3 separate regions of the Homo sapiens genome follow, and all the other regions are linked to region 1. A link is a loop called in an ENCODE intact Hi-C map of the cell type or tissue named here. Cell type or tissue: A673. All regions are shown on one strand. Each heading gives the region's core, and the rest is flanking DNA. Links, peaks and the distances in the headings are about the cores only.

Region 1 (10,336 bases), core at 2,777-7,776:
GTTCCTGCAAAGGACATGATACTCTTTTTTATGGCTGCACAGTATTTCATGGTTTATATGTACCATATTTTCTTTATCCAGACTACCACTGATGGGCATTTAGGTTAATTCCATGTCTTTGCTATTGTGAACAGTGCTACAATGAACATATGTATGCATGTGTCTTTATGATAGAATGATTTATATTCCTTTGGGTATGTGCCCAGTAATGGGATTGCTGGGCCAGATAATATTTCCGTCTTTAAGTCTTTGAGGAGTCACCACACTGGTTGAACTAATTTACATTCTGGAGCATCAATGATATATAAGCATTACTTTTTCTCTGCAACCTCAATAGCACCTGTTATTTTTTGATTTTTTGATAATAGCCATTCTGATTGGTGAGAGATGATATCTTATTGTGGTTTTGATTTGCATTTCTCTAAAGATCAGTGGTGTTGGGTTTTCTTTCATATGCTTGTTGGCCACATGTATGTCTTCTCTTGAAAAGTGTCTGTTCATGTCCTTTGCCCACTTTTTAATGGGATTGTTTCTTTTTCTCTTGTAGATTTAAATTCCTTATAGATGCTGGATATTAGGCCTTTGTCAGATGCGTAGTTTGCAAATATTTTCTCCCATTGTGGAGGTTGTCTGTTTACTCTGTTGATAGTTTCTTTTAAGGTGCTGAAGCTCTTTAGTTTGATTAGACTCCATTTGTCCATTTTTGAAAAGCCACTCTTTTAAGTATTAGTATCATCCTTATCATAGGTTGAGAGTCTCACTCTACTTAGGGATGATCAGATCACATCTGAATATGGTATCAGTTTTGGTTCTTTAAACCCCTCTTTTAAAAAGTATAATGATAATAAAAATAACAGCAAATGCCATTTATTAGAGTGTCTGCACTGCATCAAGTGTTATATTTCACCTCTTTAATTAATCTTCACAACTTGCCTTAAACTGTGTGTAATTATCAACATTTTACAAATGAGAAAGAAAAACGAAACTGAAACACATAAATCCAGTAAGTGGTGGAGCTAGGATTCAAAGCTGGATGTGTCTGACTTCAAAGGACATTCTCTCCCCTTTCGTGCATGCTCAGAGTGATGAGACTTGAAACAATATCTAATAAGAAAAATGACAAGGGAATATCAAGAACACTCATAAGAACATAGCATTGTTTTTCAATGTTATAAAGCCTCTTACTAAGAAGATGAATCAGGATTTGTATGATAAGTATTAATAGAACCAAACCAAGGAGTAGAAGTTATATGGGGCAAGAGTACACTTCAACATAGAACGTTCTAGCAGAATAAGCAGAAGACAGAATAAGTATTCTTCTACTCTTTATGTCCATGGGTAGTGGAGTACTGGGGGTAGCGGGGGGGTGAGAATGGTTAATGGGTACAAAACAATAGAAAGAATGAATAAGACCTACTATTTGATAGCACAACAGGCTTACTATAGTCAAATAACTCAATTGTACATTTTTAAATAACTTAAAGCATATAATTAAATTATTTGTAACTCAAAGGATAAATGCTTGTGGGGATAGATACCTCATTCTCCATGATGTGCTTATTTCACATGGCATGCCTGTATCAAAACCTCTCATGTACCCCATAAATATGTACACCTACTATGTACCCCTCCAAAAATTTTTTTAATTAAAAAAAAAAAAAGATGGAAAAAGTTTCTTCAAGAATGGCCACATAACCACTTAGCAGGAATGTGGTAAAGTATCAGCCAAGTAGTTGTTAACAGGCGATGTTTGGGGTCCTTCTCAGACCTAATACAATCTCTAAAGCTATATCCATGCATCAAGGATACATAGGCAACAGGAATACTAAGAGAAGCAGAGGTCTAACAATTGGCAGTTATTGGGAGTCCTAGTAAAAAGTGACCAGCAAGAAAATGTACTGGATCACCAACTGCAGTGACTAAGATCTAGACTTCAGTCTCAGAAGAACTGGGGTTCCAGACAGGGAAAGAAAAAAGGCCACAACATGAGGGAGCATGGTCTCATTTCTGGTTGCTGAGCTACAAGTCTTAGGCAGAGTAAACAGAGTAAGGTCCTGTCTGAAGCAGGATGGCTCAGTGGCTCAAAGCAGTGAATGGTGTCGATTCAAATTTCTGTCTCACCACTGACCAGCTGTGTGTCTCTGGCCAGGTTATATTGTGAATGTTCACTAGATGTTGGTTCATATTATTATTATTTGTGAATATGGATATTGTCCCAGGATATGGGGCAAAACCAAGACTAAACACAGGTTACCTTTTTTCAGAAGATTATAGCAACATAGAAGGACATCAGTAAGCCATAGAATCTTCTACTTTTAAACCAGAAAATATAAAAGCTCTACTTCTGAGAACTGAGTCCTACTTACAGAAGCTTCTAAACTTAAGAAAAGCTAAGCTTAAATTGCAGTTAAAGTTTCCAGTCATGTTCTTTCCTTATGTAAAACAATTATATGTGTAGTTCAATTCAAAATGCATTCATGCATAGGGCATAAGGTTTAAGAATGTGGGCTCCACGACCATATTATCTGTGTCCAAATTCTATCTGGATAACTACTAGCTGGTTCATCTTGCCAAGTTATTTAAGATCTCTGGACCTCGCTTCTTTCATCTGTAAAATGGAGATGATCATAGTACCTACTTCAGAAGGTCAGGATAAGGATTTATAAGGAACAACAATGCCTGCCTGCAAAGCAAGAGTTGAGTTACCTATTATTATAATTCTGATTAATTGCCAGGCATTGTGATAGGTGTAGGAGACACAATGAAAATTTATATAATATATTGTTATGCTATGTTATATTACATTACATTACATTCTAATGTTATACTGTCTTATTAACTGTCTCACTTACTAGAAGCAACCTCCATGAGAGCAGGTACTTCAGATCCTAGAGGAGCTTCTGGGCTAGTAAAGAAGACAGATTCAAAAGCAGAACTCCACTGACGGAGTGTGGCGGCTCACACCTGTAATCCCAATACTTTGGGAGGCCAAGTTGAGAGAATCACTGAGGACAGGAGTTCGAGACCAGCCTGGGCAACATAGCAAAACCCCATGTCTACAAAAATAATAATAATAATAATAATAATAATAATAATAATAAAAACAAAAGAAGAATTTCAAATAACATGTGCCAAGTGCAATGATGGCTTAACCTTCCAGTGGGTATAGTGAGGCCAGAGTAGAAAGTAGCTAATTTAATCTGGGAACCCTTCCTGGATGAGGGAATGCCTAAAGTAAGTCTTCAAGAATGAGTAGATGGCAAAGTTCTGGTGGAATCTTTGGAATCTTTTAGTCAAAAGAGATTTCGCCCAAAAGGTTAGCAAGTAAAATCCTCTCCAGGTGTCCTAACTGATTTAGTATCAATAATAACAATAATCAACCATCAGATTAAAAGATTTGATGATATCCATTGAAACAAGAAAATCATTTTGTCTAATTTTGAACGAGCTGTTGCCCAGTGATTGACATGAATGTATTTCAGTTGGAAAGTATTGCCCAAATAATTGAAGAAGAAAAAAGTCACTGGAAAACAGGTAATAAGATTCACATCTTAGAGTATTTGGAAAAGGAAAGAATATGCAAAAGAAGCTAGCTTCTAAGTGGAAAAATATGAAATAACTAATGACATGTTACCTGTGACCCTGCAAGTGAACTGGATCCTCTTTAAGGGCAGCGGATGTTTCTTACACTTTTTGTAGCTCCAGCTCCTAAAGTAGTGCTTGGCAATAAAGGTCTAATTAATTAACACCTGAACAAATAGAGTTGAAATACTGGCTTTTTAAAAATAGGAAATGATAAAGTCATCTTTGAAATAAGCATAATAATTACCAACTTTTTTAAAGCACTTATTGCAAAGCCAAGCACTGCATTAAGACTGCACATGGATTATCACAATTTAGTCTTGTAAGGTCAGTCCTACTTTTATTCTCACTTTGCAGATTTGTTCACTGATTTAACAAATATTTATTAGAGAACTAATACTTTCCAGGCATTGTTCTGGGAGCTGTGGGCAGAGCAGTGAACAAAGGAGACTAAGTACCTGCTCTCACGGAGGTTGCTTCTAGTAAGGGAGACAAACAGTTAATAAGACAGTAAAACATTAGAATGTAATGTAATGTAATATAATATAGAATAATAATATAACATAATATAATAATATAATATGATAAATATAATATGAGTAACCCTCAGGGAAAGTGTTGGGCTATGATTGAGTCTGAAGAAAGTTCTCAACCAACCCCACAGGGAGCTCTCCAACTAGGATGGCCCTTCAGAGCTACCCAGATGGTTCCAGTCATGTGGACCTTTTTACCTCTGGAGTGACCAGACTTTGGATGCAGGCTGTGCTGGCAAGAGTACATGACCTTTCATGAGGTAGCTCTCTTCATCCAAAGGCAATTCCCAAAGAGGGCTAACAGACGAGGGCTGTCATTTGGCAACACTCCTAGCAGCTAGAGATAAGTCCTTCAGTCTTAACTATTGTGCTATGATTCATCATCAGTCTCTTGCCTACTAGAATGTAAGCTCCACGAGGGCAAATTTTTTCCCTGATGCATCTCAGGTGCCTAAAACAGAGTACCTGCACTTGACAAGCACTTCATAGGTGTCTGTTAAATTAAGGAATTAATGGCAATATATTATTCTATTATAGAACATACATCTAAACCAAAAGTTTCTAAAGGATGAGGTCACGATGGAATAGAATACGTTTTAATAATTTGTATTCATTATTGGCACAAAACTTTTCAAAATATGATTCTTTTTAAAGTCCTGCGTTAAAATTGTGATTAGTGATTTAAAAGTCTGTTTATAAGTTTAGTTTAATAGGCAATGTTAATGGCCATTGTAATGGGCTAAATTTTCTGCCCCCATCCCCCGCCCACAAATTTGCATGTTAACATTTTAATCCTCAGTAACTCAGAATGAAAACATATTTGGAAATAAGGTTTTAAGGAGTTAATTACGTTAAAATAAGGTCTTTAGAATGGGCCCTAATCCGATATGACTGGTTTCCTTATAAAGAGGAAATTTGGACACAGACATGCATGCACACAGAGGAAAGACCACATGAAGACAGAGGGTGACAGTGGCCATCTACAATCCAGGAAGAGAAGCCACAGAAGAAAAAATCATGCTGACAACATGATCTCAGACTTCCAGCCTCCAGAACTGTAAGGAAATAAATTTCTTTTGTTTAAACCACCCAGTCTGTGGCACCTTGTTATAGCAGCCCCAGCAAACACACAGAGCTATCATAGCTGAAAGAGGTAAGTACCAAAGCCACAGAATACTCAATATAAATAGAAACTTGGAGTGAGGACCCTCATTAACAATTGTGTGAATCCACATGCTCAATAATATTCTTGATCAATGAAAAAAAAGTTATGTTAATTCTTAATAGATCTGGCTCGCTCATTGCTTTTCTCTTGTCACATGGCAAAGTAAGCAAAAAGCCACCTCTACGATGGAATTGTACATTTGTTCTTACATTATTAGGTTTTTTAAATCTGCAGTTTCTCTGCAAGAGCCATTTTCTAGCTACTTGTCTATGTGGTGAGCATACATTTCGTTAAAACGAGATAGTGTAATCTGTAAAGCCACTTACTAAGCCCTACTTTGAAACTCTGAAAGCCAATAAAAAGGTGGAACTAATGGTCCCCTCCCTACCTCCACCTTGTGGAACTCCATTTCCCTCTCAGGCAAACTCCCACACTGTTCAAGATACAAGACAGTCTAAAATACAGACCTACAAAGAGTGCTGGGGTATGTCAGCACTAGGCCGTTCCATACGTGCTAGGAAGCTTAATCTCTTTCTTACATTTTCAGACAAAAATAAATAATATAATAGTTCTGGTATTTTCTCTCTAGACCCCAGATGATTGTCTGTAGCCAATCTCTGAGATGCATGAACCCCAATCTTGGAAACCAGTCTACTTGAATAAATAAGGAAAACAGCTGTTTCTTGAATTATTTCATAGACAAAAGCCATCTCTACCCTTGTTCTATTATGTGTAGAATTATCGAGGCCCTAAGTGATTTGCCACTCTTTGAAATGCCTCTTAAACAGTAAATGCCAGCCCTCACACTCCTTATTCAACGGCATTCACTGTCCTGCGGGTTGTACCACCTGATTGCCCAGAAGCATGCCCCTCTCTAGCAAGGACAAAATTGTGAAATCACTCAGCATTTCCGAAAGGAAATCTAGGGTCGAGTTTTATTCTTTGGTATTTGCATCTCTGAGTTAAACCCAGAGGATGCACAATTTAGAAGCGATATAATTGAATTTCCTTTCACCAGCCTGCCGGGGCTTGTTGTCTGTCACTCATCAAAGCCAATGTCTTTGTAAAAGGTTTTGAGAATCACATCTTAATGTCACTGAGCAGATAACATATTAACTGTTAATTGACACAGGAAAATGCCCCGGGGTTGTGTTCCTGTCTTTGTTGGGGGATGATAAGTGAGTTATTATTCATCAGTGCCATTTTTCTTATAGTTTTTAGTGAGGTTATAGTCTGAACTCCCCTTGCCCCCAAGCGTTGGTTTGGGTCATAGTGTCTCTGTTTGTACTAAGATTCGTTTGTTATTAAGTTATAATAGTATCTTTCAGAGTTTAAATGATTTTTAAACTGATTTTCCCTTGGGTAATGGTGCTTTGTTTTGTTTTAATCATACCAACAAAATTTCCTGGGAGGATATTATTTTTTTTCTCAGAATGTTTTTTAAATTTTAGATTCAGGAGGTACATTTGTAGGTTTATTACATAGATACGTTGTGTAATGCTGGGTATAGGCTTTTATTTAACCAATCACCCAAATAGTAAACGTAGTACCCAATAAGTAGTTTTCCAACCCTTTCCCCCTCCACTGTTTTTCGAGTCCCCAGTGTCTGTTTTCATTTTTATGCTCATGTGTACTGATTGTTTAGCTCCCTCTTACAAGTTAGAACGTGCGGTATTTGATTTTCTGTTCCTGCATTAATTCACTTAAAATAATGGCCTTCAGCTGCAACCATGATGCTGCAAAGGACATGATTTTATTCTTTTTTATTGCTGCATAGTACTCCATGGTGTATATATAGCACATTTTTAAAAATTCAGTTCACCAGTAATGGGAACCACAACAAAACAAAGATGTCCACTCTTATTCAACATAGTACTGGAAGTCCTAGCCAGAGCAATCTGGCAAGAGAAAGAGATGAAAGACATCCAAATAGGAAAAGAGAAAGTCAATTTATCCCTATTCTCTGGCAATATGATTCTATATCTAAAAAACCCTAAAGATTCCTCCAAAAGACTCCTAGTTGTCACAAACAATTTCAGCAAAGTTCCAGGATACAAAATCACTTTTTTCTTAGAATTAAAAAAGAATTAAGATAAAAAGTGTTTAGGTACTTAGGTCTAAATATTTGTATTTCTTCAAATTGTCTTCCATTCATTAAGGTCCTCATATTCATATATAATGTTAAGTAAAATGCACATACACCATTTTGTTTTTAGTTTTTTTCAACTCAATATCATTTTATGTAAGCATCAGTCAACTAAGAACTTGGGTGACTTTTAGTTTCCTATTTTTAAAATGGAAAGAATAACATCTACCACTTATGATTATTTTGTGGATTAAATTATGTTAACATTGATGAAATCACCCAACAAAATAAACTCAGTGAAATCTGAGTTTAATGTCAGTGTACTGATAGAGCCCACAACATTGTAATTTTTAAAAAGTAATTCCCACATTTTGAGACGGTTTATTTAGCTAGTTCATCATCAGTGTCTAAAAGGGAAATTGCTAAACACAATTAGTGCATTCATAAATTGTATTCCACATGCTTCTGAAAAGGATAAGTAACTAAAATTTGTCACTTCTCTTATTAATTTGTTGATTAAAAACACAAAAACATATTTATACAGTGCTTTGCCATTTGAAAATTTCTTCCATTCACCTATATGAATCTGTTATAAACTTCATAAGGTTGATAGATATTATTATCCACCCTTTATAGATGAGAAAATAATTGAGCTTCAGAAAAGTAAATAACTTGCTCACAGTTTGTGTTACATTTAAGTCTTCGCATTCCAAATGCAGCATTCTTTTCACCATAGCATACAACCTGGACACATTGCTCACAAGAAATAATTGAATTTTGGGGTTCTGTTTATTTTTGTGAGTTTAATAGGTTTTCAAAGACGCTATAACTTTTTTAATGTGTATTTTGTTATTTGCAAACAAAGCTGTATGATTTACCATATGTGAGCCTACTGAATTTTCTGTTATGTAAACTGTCTATTCACATCCTTTGAATAGACAGGAAGTAGAATCTTTCACCACATCCTCTTTAGCCTGCTTCTTTGCCCTTACAACAAACAAAATTCATTCCATCGTGCTCAGCTGACTGACAATAACACTTCAATGAAATAAGCTTGTTGGAAAAGGCCTTTTTCATAAAGGTAAGACATGCAACAAAAGTTATGAGAACCAATTCAACTAGAAACCTTTAGTGTACCCTGAATCCCACAGATAAATGACCCTCAGCGTTCAGCTCTTTGGAAAGCAGGATGTTTCTGTCTGTACATACGCAAAGTCCACCAACTTTAGTCCTATTTCTGACCATTTCAGCACTGTTCTGGATACCAAAACAGGGTTCCCATGTGTCTTTCAGAGAGGGAATTTCCTAGAACAGCAGCTGGCCTCCACTACCCCAGACTGCCCACACTCCCAGGGTTTGTCTAGAGCCCATCTGGCCTTTGAGTTGGGGGGGTCAGAGGGGGTTGGGCAGGGGTATAGTTCCCCAGGGCATTCATTCCATACAGTCTGTCTCAGCGAGGGACTTTTTATTGTTTGCTCCCAACCTGCAAGCCCTGCCAACTTCAGCATTAAAGCAGTTAGGCACAGTGATGTTTCCCAAAGGGAAAAGAAGGAAAAACTTTATCAAGAAAATTGCTCTCTTTTTAAACTCCTGACCTTATTAAACATTGGAGAGAACAAAAACTGCTGACAGTCTTAAATATGTTGAGTACAATAAGCCAAAATTAGTTCTCAGAGCTAAATCTTGGCTGTCTAACTTAAATGATTTAGTCACCATCTTTTGGAAAGGACAATATGAACAACAGAGTTTTCAATAGATCACTGAGACCCAAAAAGAAAGGCGGACTGGAGTGCAGTGGCGCGATCACGGCCCATTGCAGCCTCAACCTCCCAGGCTCAGGTCATCCTCCCACCTCAGCCTACCAGGTCACTGGGACTACAGGTGCACACCACCACACCTGGCTAATTTTTGTATTTTTTGTAGAGAAAAGGTTTCGCCTTGTTGCCCAGGCTGGTCTCAAACTCCTGGGCTCAAGTAACCCACCCTCTTGAGCCTTCCAAAGTGCTGGGATTACAGGTGTGAGCCACTGCACCCAACCCTAAATTATTTCTTAATTGATATTGGTTTACTGCCTTTTACCATGAGCTGATATGCATAATCTTATCTGGCTCTCATAAGAAATTGTCTGGGAAAATATGATTCCTCGCTATTTTTTTTTCCCATGGGGAGTTTTCTAGTTAAAAAACAGAAAACCTGTTAGATAAATTTTAAAAGAGCTGTAACACTTCTCCATTCTTTTAAATGAAAACAACAGAGGTTCAGAAAAAAAGTTAAGATGGTTTTCCTATGGTCACAAACTAGTGGCAGATCAAAGACTGGAAACCAGTCATATTGCTCTTATGTTGGTATTCTACTTCATCTTCTACCTACCAAAGGGAAAAATGTTAAATATATGTGTGAATATGTATCTTGCATCTATAAAACCTCCATCATAGTAGTAGATTATTCTGTATGAGTAGTTTTTTGTCACCTTAACACTTTATTAGCTTTTGCTATTCTCATTTGAATCTCTTTTTTAAATGTTTTGTTTCTCCAGGCCTATTAACACCATTTCAGAATGCTAATATCACCCAATGAAAAACACTCATGTTTTTTAATTAAACAGCTAATTTGATTATAAATCTAACAGCATAGTCGTGATTGATGAATATTATGGTTACATGAGGGTTTTACGTGGTTAATGCGCACTAAGCAAAACATACCCATCATTGCTAATTGAACTAAGCATTAATTATAAAAAATAAAATTTCAGGAATCATTTTTCCATTTAATTGTCATAGTTCTATTTTTAAACTTTTCCCTGTTTTACTTTAAGTGCAATTTTTTCAGTTGTCCTTTGTTGCTTTTTCCATCTCTATATGAAAATCTAAAGAAAATACAAAGGTAAGTATTTTCACCTTAGAAATTACAACAATTTTGTTCCATCCTCTAGCATTCACATTTTGCTCTTTCCTGTTTAAGTTGGATGAC
Region 2 (10,336 bases), core at 2,184-7,183, 130 kb before region 1:
GAGCCGAAAGGCCTTTGAATTCCTTCCATGGACACCATATTAAGAATCCTTGATCTGTATTCTACACAACATGTCCCCACTGCACTCTATTAAAGTATTTTAGTGAAAGTTAACATTGAAAACTAGATACTAGGATTTTAGAGAAGCCCTAAAAGAGGCATCTTTTTCCTTTACTTTCACAAATAGTGGCCTTTACTTTCTTGATTAGAACCTACAGCTTCTAATGGAATGCAAATGGCACTGGGCAATGGGGGAAAGAATCCGGTAGACTGAAACTATAATTACTTTGCTTTCATTGCCATGGGCTCTCTGTCTTTCTTTAAATTTTTCTGCTTGTCATTATGTATAATATTATTCTATTCCCAGCATTTCTTTGCCATTGCATTTTAAAATTGCATAGAAGCCCTATTTTTAATAGTAAGCCATTTCCATCAGTTATCAGTAGCAATTGCAATCTGTTGCAAAAAAGAGTTCCGAAGAAACCAAAAATTCAGTCATTTCCCACAATTTATGACTTGATGCTGACCATACTGAGGAGTCTCAAGACATGGTTTTGAGTGTATTTCAAAAGTGCCTCTTTGGCCAGGCATGGTGGCTCATGCCTGTAATCCCAGCGCTTTGGGAGGCCAAGATGGGGGGGATTGCTTGAGGCCAAGAGTTCAAGACCAGCCTGGTATCCTCAGGATTGTGTTTAAATGCCCTGGAGAACACAAAGGAAAAATAGCTTCTTCCTTTAGAGAACTCTACCAATTAAGAAAGTAAGACTGATTATAAGGCAATGAGAGAATAGAACAATTCACTAAGTACTTACATTCATGGACCATAAATTGAAAAAAGTGCTCTAGATAAAGAAAAAAATATTCTGGGTTCTACCATCTTACCTGTCTATACTAAAAACAGGACTTTATGAATGCTGCACTGAAATAGCATAATTAGGGAGGGAAAAAAGACATGTCAATAATCACCAATAAGCTTTTATTTTCTGGCATTCTGCACAGCTTCATGCTATACAATAGGCACATAAAAATATTAAGAAGTCATAGCCCCTGTACGTAAGTTGCTTACAACTCAAGTTTATAGTTCCCAAATGATAAGAAAGAAAAGGTTGCTTTCTTTTTTTCCTACTTGAAGAGGAAGTGTTGAAGGAGAAATCTGTTCTGGCAAGATTCTCAACCAGAAACAGAAACATTTCCATTAGAAATATAGCAAATAGGACTGTTCTCCTGAGATTTCTAACCTAATTAGTCAGATGAAAACATTTTTCAGATATTCCTCTGCTCATGTGTTTAGAGATGATAAAAAATCATTGAACATATTTTCTTCTCTACTATCTCTGGAACACAGGCTGTATCACTTGAGGTAAAAGGAGACTGACAAAAACAAATCTGAAGGTCATTTAGAAAGAGGGCAGGCCTGGAATGAAAATAAAAGAGCCCTGAACAATTCTCAGACAGTCCCAACCAATTCTCATTTAAGATATTAATGCTTAATGGTTTTTAATCCCTAAACCAAGTTGCAATAAGACTAAGCGGGTAGTGATGAGAATGAATGAAGTTAGTTGAATCAAACAGAATTTTATTAGAGGGACCTTTGCTGTGATTACAATCCAATCCAGAATCACAGTTAAGCAATGAAGTTTCATGAAGCAAAGACATGTTGAATCCAGTGCACATTTTGTTTATAGTTGCCAGCACTGAACTGCCTTTCAAACTGCCAGGCACACTTTACCATATTAAGCACTTTATAGTCACATGCCCTGAACAGTGGTCTTGGAGAGAGAGAGAGAGAGAGAGAGAGAGAGAGAGAGAGAGCTATTCCTTACTGCACCATATAACATGCACGTAGAAAATTACATAAAATATACATGAACTTTTTGGCAATTATTCAAATAGTCCAATCCAGTCAAGAAATAGAATATTGTCAGTACTCTATAAGCACGCTCTGTGTTCCTCTCTCCTGGAGAAAACCACTATCTTTACTTGTGTTCATCATTTTCTTGCTTTTCTTTGCAGTGCTACTACTTATGTATGCATTCCTAAACAATAGTCTGGTTTCACCTGTTTTTTAATTTCATAGGAACAGAATCATAATGTAGGCATTCTTTTGTGGCACAATTCCTTTGGTTAACTTTACATTTGTGACAATTTCCAATGATGTTGCCTGTAAGTGATTGTTCATTTATATTACTGTTTAGTATTTAAATTTATTTATTTGTTATACATATAGCCAGGGCCCATGTATGAGAGTTCTCTAGGATATATTGCTGGAATTGCTGGGTCATATGGTAGGTATATCTTCAGCTTTCCTCAACAATGTTGAGCTTCCTTTCAATTTCACATCCTAATTTTAGCCAATTTGGTCAGTATGTCATTGTCATTTCCACTTAATTTTTCTAATTGCTAGTAAGATTGAGTACCTTTTCCTATGTGTACTGGCCTCTCCCACTTCTTAATTTAACAATCAACATCACCCTAACTCGGCTTCTTTGTATAGCACACACATATGCAGCAAGTAGCCTGACCATTTTCCAGTTGATTTGGAATGCTTTCACCATTGTGATTATAAAACTGTTATATCAACTGTGCTTCAATTCATATCAGTCATTGAAACAGTCTGCGAAGGATGGAATGCTTTTTTGTTAAATCTACCGTTTGATGTTATAAACATGTTTGAATCCCAGCCTATACCTAGTCCTTAAGCTAATCATGGTGAAGTTGTACCAGGATAAAAGATGAAACATGAACTCTTTCCAGCACAAAAAGAAGTCTGTTTAGTACAGAAATTGAGGACCTAAGATCCATCAATGCAGGGCATTATGATAGTAGCTTATTGAATTGGTTTCTATTTTCTGAGTGGAATTACAGACTTTGAAATTTAGGGTAACACTAGGATTCTCTCTTCCTCTGACTGAAAGAGCCCTAGAATTTCAGAGTAAGAAAGATGTAATATGTTATTATGTTTCTTATAGAGGCATTCATTAACTATTTACCTCACGTGCCCCAAATGGTCAAGGGCAAGCTACACTCTCACTGATAAAGAACATTTTCTGAAAGAGCCTCTATTTTGCAGAAATGTGGCCTGCTCTGCACATCCTTGGGGTTACAGAGCAGAGAGCCTCCCTATGTTTGGCATTAATCTTTTAATCCTCTTAGATCATTTGGTTTATTGTCCCAATCTACCTGTTTTCATTGTTTTTCTGTTACAAATCAAAAAGAAAATCTCAGCAATGCTCAGAAGTATTTTTATAAAACACAAAACACTAATTTTGGTTGGCATAAATTAAAATAAAACTTTGTCTTCATTTCTCAAATTTATTGAATATATATCCACCTTCCAGTTTTTTTATCTTTTATAAGGAAAAAAATTCCAACACCTGTCGACAAATAAGTATACCTCTTTAAGTGCATAACTACAGAAGATACAGAGGACAAGAAACTTCAAAATGCATAATTGCTCAAACAGCCAAGAAACTATTCAAAGGCCTACGTCTTCCTGGGCTTTTTGTTTATTTTGCTTTTTGTTGTTGTGTTCTTTTCAGAGTGAAGGCCAAATTTACAGAGCACTAAATTCAGAATATGAAGGAAAAATAACTTACATGAAATGTGATATAAAAATAGCCAACCAACTGCCACTCAAAGGAAAATAAAACCAATTATTTAGCTAAATTGAATATTTGGTCGGAACAGTTGCTTTATCTGGATGTTGCCTTAATCTCTTCACGAAGGATATTAGGAAGGTACAATTGTCTCAATTATTAAGACATTTGCATTTTATCAGAGGTATCTGCATGGGGAAAATTTCCAAAATGGGTAACTACTTATAGATTTCTGGCACACATTTTTGACAAGGAAAATGTTTTTCAACTTTATATCGTGATATATTACAATAGTCTTTTTCTATTGAAATCCACTTCACATTTATATCAGATGTTACATTCAATATAATAACCCGAGTGCACAGCAGTGTTAAGTCCTTAGTAAACACACATATTCTTGTTGAATGAATAAATGAAACATTTATGTGGCCTACAATTGACTTCATTTTAAAGGTTTAATTCATATAAGTAGGGTGTACCCATAGTTTTTAAATAAAGGCACATAAAATCTCCAGTTTAGTCAGTTTAAAGTTTTAAGCCAAAATTAGTCTAAAAGTAGAGTAAGAGAACTCCTGTCTCTCTAATAACCAGCATTAACTTCAACAATCCAATCAATAAATTATAAATTATCAAAATCAAATCAAAGCCTGACTTTCTCATTTGTTTGAGGGCAGAAAGAAAGAAAAAGACAAATGAAAGGAGGGAAGGAAGGAAGGAAGGAAGGAAGGAAGGAAGGAAGGAAGGAAGGAAGGCAGGCAGGCAGGCAGGCAGGCATTTTTATAATAACATTAAGGAAAAGACAAGTTTAGCACCCCTTCTCCAAATACAGCATGGTATACCAGAAAAAAACATAGATGTTAGCTCCATTCGTATTCAGGCAACAAATACTATTGAGAACCTATGTCAGGTACTGTCTCGAAAATAAACAAAAAAAATGTTTAATGAATAAAACACAGCCCTTATCAGATGATCTTACTGTTGCTTGGTGGTGCGCTATTCAACCCTGTATTCAAATCTCATTTTTACCCTTTATATGACTTGGTACAAATTACTTAATATCCCAAAGCCTTGATTCTCTCACCTGTAAAAATTAGGAAAGTTTTAATTTATTTCTCAGTAGGTTGCTAGAAAGATGAAATGTGGCAGTGTACTCTATGTACACGTATATGGTATATCAATAGCAGGCACTAACATAGATGAAGTCCTCTCGTCTGCTGCTCTTTCGCCTGCAAACAACCAGTTATCCCCAGTAAGACATGAAAACAGAAAAGATATTTACATATTTATGATATAATGTATTATTTTGAGATCCTTTTAAATCGAAAAGCAAGTATCATAATACACATTTTTTGGTTAGTGGAATTTGTAATACCAACTATATTACCTATATGTTCATGTTTTTCTTTCTATTTTTCATTTACTAAACTACTCATAATGACTTCTATATCATTAAATGTGACCATGGGAGTGAAACAAACATGTCCACAGAGTCTTCTGGGTATAAAAGACAAAGATTAACAGAAAGAGGATTGAGAACTGAAATAAAAATGAGAGGGAGAGACCAAAAACAAGCAAACAAAAATACCTATTAATACCTCATATCAACCTTGTATTATGTATTTAAATAACAGTACAAAATAATTTAGTTAACCTAAAAAACAGTGGAATCAATATGAAAGTCAATTTTTTTTTTTTTTTTTTGCAATGGAGTCTTGCTCTGTCACCCAGGCTGGAGTGCAGTGGCATGATCTTGGCTCACTGCAACCTCTGCCTCCTGGGTTCAAGCGATTCTCCTGCCTTAGCCTCCCAAGTAGCTGGGATTACAGGTGCCCACTACCACGCCTAGCTAATTTTTGTATTTTTTAGTAGAGACAGGGTTTCACCATGTTGGCCAGGCTGGTCTCGAACTCCTGACCTCAAGTGATCTGCCCATCTCAGCCTCCTAAACTGTTGGGATTACAGGCATGAGCCACCATGCCCGGCGGAAAGTCAATATTCTCTAACCTATTTCTTGTTTTAGTTGGCCTGCCTCATTTGATATTACTTTTATTGTTTTTACTCTTAATTTGATGCAAAGGTTTGAGAAAACAAGTTCATCTCTTCAGCTTGATATGGTCAAAGAAAAAAATCCAGAAGAGGAGGGAATGGCAAAGTGTATTGACAAGTGACACAGTAACAAATTGGAGAACATATTTGCCAAATGTAGAAAATATTAACGTTCAAAATATATAAAGAATTAAAGAAGTAAAAGGAAAACAACCCGAAGAAAACAAAAAAGACAGAAGACTTAGGCAATTCACAGCAGAATTCTATATGATCAAAATATTAAAATCTCTCACTAATAATTAAAGAAATAAAATTCAAAACATTAAGAGAAATTTATTTCTATCAGATTAATTATATTCACTTTTGCTAAGGGTGTTCATAAATAGAAATTTTCTTACAATGTATTTGGAAATATAAATTCATGTATAATGTATGGAGGCCAAGTTGACAATGCCTATAAATAATTAAAATGTATATGCTCTTTGTCCAAGAAATTCCACTTCTGGGAATTTATCCTATGGTTATAAATATGAAAATCTATGAACAACAGTTTCTTATATCATTTTTATATTAGTAAAAGTTGGAAACAGTCTAAATGTCCTTAGATAGGGAAATAGTTGAAAAAATTGCAATTAAGCTATAAAATGGAGTATACTGTGATATGGCTTGGCTCTGTGTCCCCAACCAAATCTCGTCTTGTAGCTCCTATAAGTCCCATGTGTTCTGGGAGGGACCCACTGTGAGATGATTGAATCATGGGGGCGAGTCTTTCCCGTGCTGTTCTTATGATAGTGAATGGTTCTCACTATCCGATAGAGATCCGATTCTTTTAAAAACAAGAGTTTCTCTGCACAAGCTCTCTCTTTGCCTGCTGCCATCCACATAAGATGTGACTTGCTCCTCCTTGCCTTCCACCATGATTGTGAGACCTCCCCAATCATGTGGAATTCTAAGTCCAATTAAACCTCTTTATTTTGTAAATTGTCCAGTCTTGGTATCTCTTTATCAGCAGCATGATGGATGAATTAATACACACTGCAACAAGACTATTTCTCAAAATTATATGCATACATGTGTAGGACATGAAAACATGTCCCAAAATACATTGTGAACAAAAATTAAACTGTAGAACAAAATGTACGATTTATTCCAATTAGTGCGAAAACATTATATATGTGTGTTTATGTCTTTGTTATGTATCTAGAAAGAAGGCCTAGAAGATATCAACCAATCTACTAATAGTGATCTATTAAAAGGAGAAATTAATTAAAAGCATTGAGGGAGAGGAGGGCATATTCTAGGTAACATTGCTTGAGAAGACAGAATTATCTTGAGACACCTGTTTGCAGATGACATGATTGTATATTTAGAACACCCCATCATCTCAGCCCAAAATCTCTTTAAGCTGATAAGCAATTTCAGCAAAATTTCAGGATAAAAAAATCAATGTGCAAAAATCACAAGCTTTCCTATACGCCAATAACAGACAAACAGAGAGCCAAATCATGAGTGAACTCCCATTCACAATTGCTACAAAGAGAATAAAATACCTGGGAATACAACTTACAAGGGATGTGAAGGACCTCTTCAAGGAGAACTACAAACCACTGCTGAATGAAATAAAAGAGGACACAAACAAATGGAAGAACATTTCATGCTCATGGATAGGAAGAATCAATATCATGAAAATGGCCATACTGCCCAAGGTAATATATAGATTCAGTGCCAACCCCATCAAGCTACCAATGACTTTCTTCACAGAATTGAAAAAAAAACACTTAAAAGTTCATATGGAACCAAAAAGGAGCCTGCATTGCCAAGACAATCCTAAGCAAAAAGAACAAAGCTGGAGGCATCACGCTACCTGACTTCAAACTATACTACAAGGCAACAGTAACCAAAGCAGCATAGTACTGGGACCAAAACAGAGATATAGACCAATGGAACAGAACAGAACTCTCAGAAATAACACCACACATCTACAACCATCTGATCTTTGACAAACCTGACAAAAACAAGAAGTGAGGAAAGGATTCCCTATTTAATAAATGGCACTGGGAAAACTGGCTAGCCATATGTAGAAAGCTGAAACTGGATCCCTTCCTTACACCTTATACAAAAATTAATTCAAGATGGGTTAAAGACTTAAATGTTAGACCTAAAACCATAAAAACCCTAGAAGAAAACCTAGGCAATACCATTCAGGACATAGGTATGGACAAGGACTTCATGACTAAAACACCAAAAGCAATAGCAACAAAAGCCAAAATTGACAAATGGGATCTAATTAAACTAAAGAGCTTCTGCACAGCAAAAGAAACTACCATCAGAGTGAATAGGCAACCCACAGAATAGGAGAAAATTTTTGCAATCTACCCATCTGACAAAGGGCTAATATCCAGAATCTACAAATAACTTAAACAAATTTACAAGAAAAAAACGAACAACCCCATCAAAAAGTGGGCAAAGGATATGAAGAGACACTTTTCAAAATAAGACTTTTATGCAGCCAAAAGATACATGAAAAAATGCTCATCATCACTGCTCATCAGAAAAACGCATATCAAAACCACAATGAGATACCATCTCACACCATTTAGAATGGCGATCATTAAAAAGTCAGGAAACAACAGGTGCTGGAGAGGATGTGGAGAAATAGGAACACTTTTACACTGTTGGTGGGACTGTAAACTAGTTTAACCATTGCGGAAGACAGTGTGGTGATTCCTCAAGGATCTAGAACTAGAAATACCATTTGACCTAGCCATCCCTTTACTGGGTATATACCCAAACGACTATAAATCATGCTACTATAAAGACACATGCACACGTATGTTTATTGCGGCACTATTCACAATAGCAAAAACTTGGAACCAACCCAAACGTCCATCAATGATAGACTGGATCAAGAAAATGTGGCACATATACACCATGGAATATTATGTGGCCATAAAAAATGATGAGTTCATGTCCTTTGCAGGGACATGGATGAATCTGGAAACCATCATTCTGAGCAAACTATCACAAGGACAGAAAACCAAACACCACATATTCTCACTCATAGGTGGGAACTGAACAATGAGAACACTTGGACACAGGGCGGGGAGCATCACACACGGGGGCCTGTTGTTGGGTAGGGGGCAGGGGTAGGGATAGCATTAGGAGAAATATCTAATGTAAATGATGAGTTAATGGGTGCAGCAAAGCAACACAGCACATGTATACTTATGTAACAAACCTGCACATTGTGCACATGTACCCTAGAACTTAAAGTATAAATTTAAAAAAAAAGAAGGGAGAAAAAGATACAGATTTTTATAATGTTGCACTTTTACCCTAACTTTACCATAGGAAACAAGAGTTCAACCTTGATCATAGATGGCAACTCACTCCCCATGTCAAAGAGAAATTAGAGAACTATGTGAAAGAGTATATAGGTGTTTTATCACACTTAGCAGATAATGTGTTTTTTACAAATTGAAAGTTTGTGGCAAGCAAGTCTATTGCTGCCATTTCTCCAACAGAATGTGCTTACTTTGTGTCTCTGTGTCACATTTTGATAATTCTTGCAATATTTCAAACTTTTTCATTACTACTACATCTTCTGTTGTCATCTGTAATCACTGATCTCTGATGTTACTACAGTAATTGTTTTGGGTACCACAAACCATGCCCACGTAAGATGGCAAACTTATTCAATAAATTTTGTGTGACATCACTAATCATCAGGGAAATGCAAATTAAAACCACAATAAGATTCCACCTTACTCCCACAAGAATGGCCATTATTCAAAAGTCAAAAAACAATAGATGTTGGCATGGGTGTGGTAAAAAGGGAGTGCTTATATACTGCTAGTGGGAATGTAAATTAGTAAAAGCTTTATGGAAAACAGTATGGAGATTTCTTAAACAACTAAAAGTAGATCTACCAATTGATCCAGCAACCCCCCTACTGGATATCTACCCAAAGAAAAATAACTCATTGTATCAAAAAGACATCTGCATGCATATGTTTATTGCAGCAGGATATGGTTTGGCTCTGTGTCCCCACCCAAATCTCATCTTGCAGCTCCCATAATTCCCACGTGTTGTGGGAGAGACCTGGTGGAAGATGATTGGATTGTGGGGGCAGGTCTTTCCCATGCTATTCCTGTGATAGTGAATGGGTCTCAAGAGATCTGACAGTTTTAAAAAATGGGAGTTGTCCTTCACAAGCTCTCTCTTCGCCTGCTGCCATCCATGTAAAACATGACTTGCTCCTCTTTGCCTTGCTTGTGAGGCCTCCCAGACATGTGGAACTATAAGTCCAATTAAACCTCTTTCTTTTGTAAATTGCCCTGTCTCGGGTATGTCTTTATCAGCAGCATAAAAACAGACTAATACATAGCACAATTAACAATTGCAAAGATATGAAGTCAACCTTAAGTGCCCATTAACCAATAAATGGATAAAGAAAATGTGGTATATATACACCATGGAATACTACTGAGCCATAAAAAATAATGAAATAATGTCTTTTGCAGCAACTTATTCTAAGTGAAGTAACTCAGGAATGGAAAACCAAATACCATATACTCTCAAGTGGGAGCTAAGCTAAACGTATACAAAGGCATACAAAGTGACTTAATGGACTATGAAGACTCAGAATGGGGAGGGTGGAAGGCCAGTGAGCGATAAAAAACTACATATTGAATA
Region 3 (10,336 bases), core at 1,770-6,769, 120 kb before region 1:
CAAAAAAAAAAAAAAAGGTTAAAGCAAAGACACCACTCAAAGGTGGGCATGACAGTGTAGAAAACCAATTAGGAAAGGGTAGGTGCATTTAAAATAGGTGAAAGGTGGGGATCAGAGGAAAGAGCACCAAATGGGAAGACAAGTTCTCAATGCCAGTCCAAGGATTTAACTTGTAGCTTGGCTATCAGGCTTTAAACTGTCTTTGGGTTAGAGGAAGTAACTGTAGATGTGGTGGAATAGCAAGAGAGCTAGAATTAGAAGTGGAGTTTGAAGATGTGAGTGAACTGTTGCAATCTCATGATAAAACTTGAAAGGATGACAAGTTGCCTACAATGGATGAGCAAAGACAGTGGTATCTTGAGATGGAATCTACTCCTGGTCAAGAAGTGGTGGACATTGTTGAAAATGACAACAAAGAATTTAGAATATTCCATAAATGTAGTTGAAAAACAGCAGCAGAGTTTGAGAGGATTGACTCCAATTTTAAAACAAGTTCTATTGTGGGTAAAATGCTATCAAACATCAGAGCATTCTACAGAGAAATTTTTCATGAAAGGAAGAGTCAATCCATGTGGCAAACTTTACTGTCTTTTTTTTTTAATTTAATTTTATTATTATTATACTTTAAGTTTTAGGGTACATGTGCACAATGTGCAGGTTAGTTACATATGTATACATGTGCCATGCTGGTGTGCTGCACCCATTAACTCGTCATTTAGCATTATGTATATCTCCTAAAGCTATCCCTCCCCCTTCCCCCCACCCCACAACAGTCCCCAGAGTGTGATGTTCCCCTTCCTGTGTCCATGTGATCTCATTGTTCAATTCCCACCTATGAGTGAGAATATGCGGTGTTTGGTTTTTTGTTCTTGCGATAGTTTACTGAGAATGATGATTTCCAATCTCATCCATGTCCCTACAAAGGACATGAACTCATCATTTTTTATGGCTGCATAGTATTCCATAGTGTATATGTGCCACATTTTCTTAATCCAGTCTATTGTTGTTGGACATTTGGGTTGGTTCCAAGTCTTTGTATTGTGAATAGTGCTGCAATAAACATATGTGTGTATGTGTCTTTATAGCAGCACAATTTATAGTCCTTTGGGTATATACCCAGTAATGGGATGGCTGGGTCAAATGGTATTTCTAGTTCTAGATCCCTGATGAATCGCCACACTGTCTTCCACAATGGTTGAACTAGTTTACAGTCCCACCAACAGTGTAAAAGTGTTCCTATTTCTCCACATCCTCTCCAGCATCTGTTGTTTCCTGACTTTTTAATGATCGCCATTCTAAATGGTGTGAGATGGTATCTCATTGTGGTTTTGATATGCGTTTTTCTGATGAGCAGTGATGATGAGCATTTTTTCATGTATCTTTTGGCTGCATAAAAGTCTTATTTTGAAAAGTGTCTCTTCATATCCTTTGCCCACTTTTTGATGGGGTTGTTTGTTTTTTTCTTATAAATTTGTTTGAGTTCATTGTAGATTCTGGATATTAGCCCTTTGTCAGATGAGTAGGTTGCGAAAATTTTCTCCCATTTTGTAGGTTGCCTGTTCACGCTGATGGTAGTTTCTTTTGCTGTGCAGAAGCTCTTTAGTTTAATTAGATCCCATTTGTCAATTTTTTCTTTTGTTGCCATTGCTTTTGGTGTTTTAGACATGAAGTCCTAACTTTATTCTCTTAAGAAATTGCCACAGCCGCCCCAATCGTCAGCAACCACCACCCTTATCAGCCAGCAGCTGTCAGCACTGAGGCAATACACTCTACCAGTAAAAAGATTATGATGAGCTGAAGGCTGGGATGACTGTTAGCACTTTTAGCAATAAAATGTTTTAAATTGAGGTATATACATTTTTTTAGATATAATGCTATTGCACACTTAACAGACTATAGTGTAAACACAACTTTTATGTGCCCTTCAACTTCAGTGTGAAGCCAATGCTCATTACCATTCTGAAAACCCTAGAGTCCTTAAGAATGATGCTAAATCTACTCTGTATGTGCTCTATAAATGAAAAAACAAAGCCTGATGACAGCACATCTGTTTACTGCATGGTTTACTGAATATTTTACGCCCTCTGTTGACAACAAAAAATTCATGTGACTCAATTTATTATGGTGGTCTGGAACAGAACCTGTGGTACTTCCTAAGTATGCCTGTTGTTCATGGCTATTGGAAATGGGATGTGAGTGCCACTGCTCAGCTCCAGCCTCTTGAGGCCACACAGAAACTTCAGACCCAGTTACACAAGATCTCTTCATTTTTCAAGAGAAGCCAGAAATTTAGATTTTTGGCTTTGGTGTTGAGGATACATTTAAAAATTTCTAAACACTCTGTAGAGGCAGACAAAACATATCCAATAGTCAGACAGAACCTGTGTACTCTGGCTTGGACCTCCCCTCAACACTTACCCTAAAATAATTTTGTGTGTGTTTATGTTGGAGGGGGAGTGAACAAATCAATCACATAATGTTATATAGAGAGAAGAAGAAATAGAAAGGAGAAGAATGTCAGCATTAGTTCTACTAAAATTTGAGTTCGCATGGTTTCTTCTTTCATCCTCTAATTATAAATCAGTTGCAATCATTTAAAATACTTATAGTAACTTCACCTCATTATGAAATCTATCATGGTGAATTTTATAAATGTATTACATGATATCCAAGATAATTTTGTTGGACTCAAACTTCTCAAAACACCAGAAGAACATTTTTAAGAAATCACTTCCATATATTCAAATTCTGGTGTCAAGTTTACTTGCTTACTTGGTAGAAGGGATCCTTTTATGAACTCAAGTAAAATGCCCATCAGACTGACTCTTTGTGGCTAACCTAGGGAATTTGCTTATTTCCTCTTTCCTAGCCTGCACTGTATTGTGTAGGAGTTATCAAAATCTCACCTTTGCCAAGGTTTCACTCCCAGCACTCTTTAAAAAGAAAATCCTTAATTAATTTCTGATTGAAAAGGGGCATGTTTACAATTCTTCTTTAAATAAGCTTCTTATATATTTAAATAAAACCTGGTACTCAATTTATCTTTCTAAATTTCAGTTGGTCCAACTGACCCAAACTTGACAACAGAAAGAACAACTCTAAAAAGAATAGCTATTCTTCATCACTGGCCAACTGTTTAAATACATACAAAGTATCTTGGATCAGTCTCCTATAATGGTGTTTAATAACCAGATTTTCTGACAGCCCACAAAGAATACAAAGTTTTATTTTCTTAATAATGATACCATGTCTGTACGATGGTGAAATAGGAAGGGTTTCAGTGACTCAGTTTTGTAAAACACAGGAAAACAAAAGACCAGTGGGCACCAGGAAACTAAGTAAGACCTATAAACTTCCCTATTTCAAAGAAGCAGAAACACTAAGAAATGGAAGCTAAGGCTCATATCCTTCAGGGAGGACTTCAACTCTCTGATCTTTCAAGTCAATGTTAGCTTTTTGATATTGATGAAATAAATGATCAAGTTTCAATATAGCAAAGTCTTAGTTATATGCCCTGATGGAGAGATCAAGGTGACATGGACAAACCAAATGGGAAGGAATCAACAGAATATTTTAAAAGAATGTGTTTGGCTCTGGCAGGAATTTCATGCTTTCATGTAGTAGCTTCATAACTCCTTTCCTAATCAGGTTTGGATTGATTTAAATAAAAATTAGTTTCTGTTTCCTGAGCCACTGAAAGCAGAGAGATGACTTAGAACATTCTTCTGGCCAAAATTATTGCAGCTTAACCAAGGGCAAGCAGTAAGATAGCATCCCACGCTCAGATGATCTGGAGCTCAATTTAACACACATTCTGCTTCAGAAAAATCCAAAATTCATGACTAAGAGAACTTAACCCAAAAGCAGTGGCATCACCTTCCTTTACTCCCACTGAGTGAAAATAAACTGGAGGATGGCTAAGCCCCAAAACAGTGAGTTGCTAATCATCATAGTTATCATACTTCTTTTGGAGGAAATGAGATTTAATCCAATGCCTGCATGTGCCTTTTCAGGAAATTGCTCATCTGTCTAATTAAGCTCTTCTTTCTTCACAAGCCTGTGAGTACATTCAGACACATGGCTTCCAGAAAACCTTTTTGCCCTTTTTCTGTTGGTCATTGGAAATTTCTAATTGGTAATTGGAAATCTCCATTTTAAGGAGATTCCATCACTTTGTATTAATCACTGGTTAAACTTCATTGACACTGTTTAGAAAGTGCCATTTCCTATTAGGAAGCACTTTTGAATGAGCACAAATTAAAAAAACCTCAGAGACTATGCAGGTGGGTTTACGACCTTGTCACTAGCATAAAGCATCTAACTGCTCAGAGACTCCAAGTATACATGTGCTCAGGCAAGCATGTTTCAGCTTGTTTATTTGTTTCCCAGCGAAATAGCCATTGTACTTTGCCCTCTGCCCTTTTCATATGATACCACAGGGAACCTGCCCTGTGTCCTGGCTTCCACCAATTAACCTTGCTTTATTTCCTGTCCTTGCAAAGTTAGTACAACCCACTTCACTTCCACCATAATCATTTTCCATTTCCTTCCTTCCAAGCCAGGTTCTTCATTTCTACCTCAATTAAAGAAAAATTGTAACATTTATGAAGTCCTGTGTCAGATCGTGCGAAGATGAAACAAAATAAGACAAGGGTTTTGCCCTCAAGGAGCTCGTGATGCAGTGGGAAGTAAAATACAGCCTCAACCCAAAACCCCACATTCAACTGTGATGGGAGCAAGGAAAAAAAAGTCCTGTTTAACATGTTTAACAGTGTGTGAAGGAAGCAATCAAGAAGAAGCAAGTGTCATTCTTCTCTCTGTCTGTGAAAAAAATTTATTATTACTTTAAAATGCTTTTCTGCTTTGCAAATAATGCTATTCACACATGTGGCCATACATATGTCAAGAGGGAAGAGAAGGGATTTACCAAGCATGTTTGTCCTTTTCCACTGACCTGTTGTATCTAAAATACTTATAGAAAGGAAAAGTTGTCCTTATTTATTAAGTTATAATCACATAGAATATAATTATAAATGACATTAAAAGACACAAAAATGACAATATTGAAGTCAACTGAAGCTAAGGCTCATAAAGCATAATATACCTCTCAAAAAGCATAATATACCAATAACAGAACAGGCCTGAAACCCAAATTTCATTCAGATTTACCAACCCTTTAGCCCACTTTGAATCAAAACTACACAACCTCTTAGATCTGTTGAAAGGCATCACAATATAGATAACTATAAGCCTTCAAGCAGATCTCTGGATTCAAGATTTAACATTCCAGCAGTACTGGAATGCTTTCAGCTCTATTCATGCACACCAAAATGGCTGGAAGAGGATTTAGTTGATCTATGTGCATGCAGCCAGGAGCCTGTGGGCTCCTCACATCTGCTACATTTATAGGTTGAGAACAGATCCAGGCAAGGTCAGTTCCATGTAATTCAAACATTTGAGTTCAGGAAGTCATTATTTGAACATGCATTATGACCATCCAACAATTACATGGTGGCCTGAGGAAGCCAAAATTACTGTATTACAAAAATATTCACAAAGGGCTGACTGATCTGTTATAATACTAGTCACCACTTACCCCCCTCCACTGAACACTGGCTTGTATCCCCACCCATCACAACACTAGCAATTCTAACCAATGGTATGAATGTCATACACATTAGATCAAACAATTCAAAGGCAAACCAAAAGATTGCCAAGCAAAATGGCAAACATCGCAAAACTTGTAGGATTTCATAAGGCTAACAGTAATGTTGAAAAACGTGTTGGATCACACACACACACACACACACACACACACACACACACACACACACACACGCATAAGCCAAATAAGCTAACAGAGGTAGACCTACTGAATAATAAATAGGAAATCAGCAAGGATGCTGATGTGATAGGCATGGCAAAAAATATATATCTATATATGAATAAAAAAGGATTTTAAAAGGCCCTTAAGGGCCAGTCACGGTGGCTCATGCATGTAATTCCAGCACTTTGGGAGGCCAAGGTGGGCAAATCACTTGAGGTCAGGAGTTCGAGACCAGCCCGGCCAACATAATGCAACCCAGTCTCTACTAAAAATACAAAAATTAGCTAGGCATGGTGGTGCATACCTGTAGTCCTGGCTACTGGGGAGGCTGAGGTGGGAGTATTGCTTGAGCCCAGGAGGTTGCAATGAGCTGTGATGCCGCCATGCACTCCAGCCTGGGTGACAGAGTAAGACCCTGTCTCAAAAGAAAAAAACAAAAATAGAATGCAATTCAAGAAATCAAAAAAGTCATTGGGAAAATTAACAAAAAAAAAAGTCCCTTAAGAAAACTAACAAAGTCCTTACTTTACTTACTTCAAAAAGCACCCTCATTGTGGCCACATTGTCAAAGTCATACATATATTAAATGAGGATTTCCATATTGCTATCATATATTTTTATTCAACAATTAAGCCAAAAATGAGTGATCAGCATTTGATTCATCTGTGTTTGTTTCCTTAAAGTGCTAAGTATAATTTAACCTAATTTAAATATAATAATAAACAAATTATGAGATTTAGTTTCCCTTTGAAGATATAGGCCCAATCCCCTTTATTTTCATTATTCTTAAAATATTATAAGTGGATTCATTTTCAGGAACTTTATGTATATAAGTATTTTATGTACATAAATTTTTCTTGGGTAACGAGGAACCATTCACTGCTCCAGCCATGGTCCTTGCCCCAGAGAAGCATCTAAAAACCTGCAAGCCTGCATCATCAAGCAAGTCATAGTTGAGCTCTATGACATCAACAAGTGCAGAGGGATTCTTCTGAACCCTATGCACACATAACCATGGTTAATTAACTTAGTGCTGATGGCAGAGTTTGCCCCTTGCTTTAAATTAGGCTTTTCCTTTGATTAAAATGAAGGGCTTAGCCCACTAAATTTATTTTCCCAGGAGTAATGAAAGAACATCTGTCAAAGAAAAAAAAAGTCTTTAAGTGATGAATGCTAAGTAATGCACCTCAGGTAGCTAAAGATGCTCAGTTGAAGAGATCAACTGCAATGCTATGAGACACATATTAGCATGAGAGGATCCTGCCCGAAATTAGTCTTATACACAGATAAAATACAGCCTCCACCGCCCTAAATGTTCCAGTCCTCTCACCATAGCAAATTTGCTGAAACTCTATTGGAAAAGAACGTCTCCTTCTACCATAAGTTACAAAGCTCTCCATGGGAAATAATTTTATCTCATCCCTTTCCTCTGAGGAGCTGACCTTGTACAATATCAGGAGCCCAGATGTTTTGGAGTCAGACAGGCAGATCTTAAATCCCACCTTTGTATTTATAAGCTGTGTGATTTGGACATGTTTTCTACCCTTTCAAAGCCTCAGTTTCAATCTCTGTGATACCCAAATAATAAAAAGCTGTCTCATGGAGGCAAAGGGACTAAAAACTTAAGCAATGACTCAAGAATGCCCAATAATGTGCTTCATAGTAGACACTTAAAAAAAAAAGTTAGTTCCCATCACTTCCCCAATGCCAAGAAAGACTATGGGGAAGCATAACCCCTCTGGCACCTGGTGGGAAAGGAGGAACTGAAAGGGGATAAAGGGAGTGTAAGAGGAAATGGAGAGGGTGACACACAGACTAACTTCACCAGCACCGCCCCCATGCTCTCATTTCACCCGGGGCCAGTCTTAATCTCACATGGAAATGAGGGATAAGATATCTGCGTGTCAGACAGAAAGTACAAATTCAGTGCATCTGACTCAGAAACTTGGCAAAGATGCCGAGAGCAGATAATAAATATAATCACCCTGATTTAATTCAGATGGAGACCTCAGGGTTCGATCACTTCCAGCTGAGAGGTTCTCCTGTCATTGGAGGGAAGCCTGCTCTGACCTACCTGTGACAGTTGCTAATGGTTTTCTAAATTAGTGTCAAATATGATCTTATGAAGGAGTCATTTTTCCTTTAAGATGGTTTATGAAAGGAGTTTTCTGCCAGCACTTTGAAAAACAGAGAAATTCAACCAAAATCTGGTCAATGTTCATGTTGTTCTTCTATTTCAAGACCTGAGCACTTTCAACTACAATCAGTCAACAAATATTTATTAAGTCTGAAAATATTTGCTGTGTCAGGCACTGTGGGTGATGGAGAAGAGGTGGAGTGCATGGATTCCACTCTCAGTGAATTTTCAACCAGCCTACCTCTACAAAGTGATTGACCAATGAGACAAAACCAAAAAATCTATACTCAAGTGATAGTATACAAGAATGACCCCTGCCTCAGAGAATTGTGATGAGCTTCAAATATACCAATAGCGCAAACAGACATACGGACATGTGTGTTTCACAAATTAGTTATCCTACCCCCTAGAAAAAAAAAAAACAGAGAAATGTGAAAGCCAAGACAGCAGGGAGTCACAAAGATCAGGCTATCAACTATAGATGCTATAGAGATTTTGACAAAAAGAATGCCACTATTGACCTTTTAGAGAACTGCTTCTGGAGGGTGATGAAGATCAAAGCCAGTTAATGCAAAGAGTTAGGAAAGGGAAGCACAATTTCGCAAGTATAGCCAATAGGCGTAAATGACACATTTGAGAGGCTTGGGAAGGAGGATGAAGGGAGAAAACTGTAGCGTTTGGTGAAAGTTAGTCTGCTTATTTTTTAAGAAATGGAACTCTGTTTAAATAGCAGGTTTCTCTAGTAAGAGGGTAAAAATTAAAATGTTCTAGAACCTACCATAACTCTAACCTGATGCCAACAGGACAAGTACATGGTCTTGTGTCTCCAAGGAACTCAAAGATAGGTGGAGAAATTCTTTTACCTTTTAATCAAACAGTTCTAAAATAAAAATAAAAATAAAAACTTGCTTCCCTGGGATTTTTTAAAAAATAGCTTAGTTTATTTCATCAGCATTCTATAAAACAAAATAGAGACTGATCTGTTCTATCTGCAAAAAACACAGTTAAGGTACTTTTGACTAGGAACCTATTAATCCTTATTATATTTATTAAGAGTTTATACTTTAAGTCAATAATGACTTATTACATTGGCTTATTACAGCCCTCTTATCACCAAGTAAATGGTATAGGAAGCATAAAAATGTTAATGACAAGGCCTTTGCTCTCAGGAGGTTTTTTAACTCAATAGAGAAGACAAAAAAAATGTATAAATAACTTGCAGATAAAGGGCACTGTGACCAATTTAATAAAAGACTAAAGATATTCATTAAGAGAAGAAAAGAGAAAGAGGCTAATTCTGAACTAGAAGAGCTTAGACAGCTTCTTGGAGGAAAATGGACTTCAGTTGGGCTTTGAAGAAAGCATAAGCACTTCCAAAGCGATTCTGGTGGGGCTACACAGGGGTTGAGGGAGGTACAGTTCCTTTTGATTCCAGGCGGGAGGAGCTAATAAGCAAAGTGAAGAGTAAAAAGGATGGTCATAAACAAAACATCATAACAGTCTTGAAAGATGGTCCAAATACCCACTGTACCAAAACGGACTTCAAAACTCGAGCCCTCTAGATGGAAGATCTGTGCCTCTAGGCCTGTCTAATTCATTTCTGTGTTGTTACTCATGCCACTGTTTCCTAACTTCAATATTTCAGCTCTAGGGCCTATTTTTTTTCCCATTGTACTCATACTGCAGAAAGAGGAAATAACTCATCCAGTGGTGGGGATTTCTTAGCAGGGTTTTGAAGAGGGTTGCTGGGGGTGGCTGACTCTGCCAAAATGTTTCCTTTTTCTCTTGCTGTTTGTCAGATATTGCTGTTGAGCAACACTAGGGAGTGTCATCAACATGCAATCTCATCTGATTTATCTTCCCTTACTCACTCAGACTCAGCCCTTTGCCTCTTTTTTTTTTTCCTGGCTTATTTAGAGTTTCACAACCTCTTACCTTTAACTGCTGAATAAGTGTAAAACATGTGTGTATCTGGCATCAGATATTACAATCTCCAAGAAAAAGTATTCACAGTCAGAGATGGCTGTGGCTACCTAGTATACATCAATATTTTGCTTTGCTGTTATTTCATTTAGAAATTACATTTCCATTTTCCTCACAGATTCACATTCGAAACAATAAATTTTCAAATTTGTATTTTCCTCCAAGTCTCTCCCTTTTGAAAGGTGGATGGCTGAAATAAACATTTCTCTGAGCTCTACAGAGCTCAGAGTGTAAGTCTGTCCCAGAGAGCCATTAAAAAATTCCACACCAATAAACCACTGACGTAAATACAGGCGATGGAATATTTGGGTCTAACAGGATCCTAAAAAGGACTTTCAATCACATACACAGAGAAAATTAACTTCATTGACACATCAAAACTTTTGCAA

The links. A loop is a pair of places that touch in the nucleus more often than their neighbours do. Peaks named below come from ENCODE experiments on the same cell type or tissue, not always from the same donor. Only the 100,000 strongest peaks of a DNase experiment are listed, where the experiment ranks them.
Region 2: it touches region 1 in a loop (10-fold over the local background); 2 of 110 quality-filtered maps call a loop at or near these places.
Region 3: it touches region 1 in a loop (5-fold over the local background); 3 of 110 quality-filtered maps call a loop at or near these places.

Annotation. Positions count from the first base shown.
Region 1 is chr12:89,272,693-89,283,028 of GRCh38, forward strand. It overlaps the pseudogene RNU7-120P. Among named protein-coding and RNA genes, the nearest start is that of DUSP6, 75 kb to the right of the region's middle. In A673, for the core only: CTCF peaks have their summits at 5,708 (motif pointing left) and 6,597; a DNase peak (open chromatin) is centred at 6,289; H3K27ac peaks cover 2,738 bases.
Region 2 is chr12:89,141,113-89,151,448 of GRCh38, forward strand. No RefSeq gene overlaps it. Among named protein-coding and RNA genes, the nearest start is that of LINC02458, 130 kb to the left of the region's middle. In A673, for the core only: no CTCF peak of the experiment used is centred there; a DNase peak (open chromatin) is centred at 4,319; H3K27ac peaks cover 3,373 bases.
Region 3 is chr12:89,153,199-89,163,534 of GRCh38, forward strand. No RefSeq gene overlaps it. Among named protein-coding and RNA genes, the nearest start is that of LINC02458, 140 kb to the left of the region's middle. RefSeq lists an enhancer at 7,505-7,564. In A673, for the core only: no CTCF peak of the experiment used is centred there; DNase peaks (open chromatin) are centred at 3,363 and 3,953; H3K4me3 peaks cover 459 bases; H3K27ac peaks cover 3,150 bases.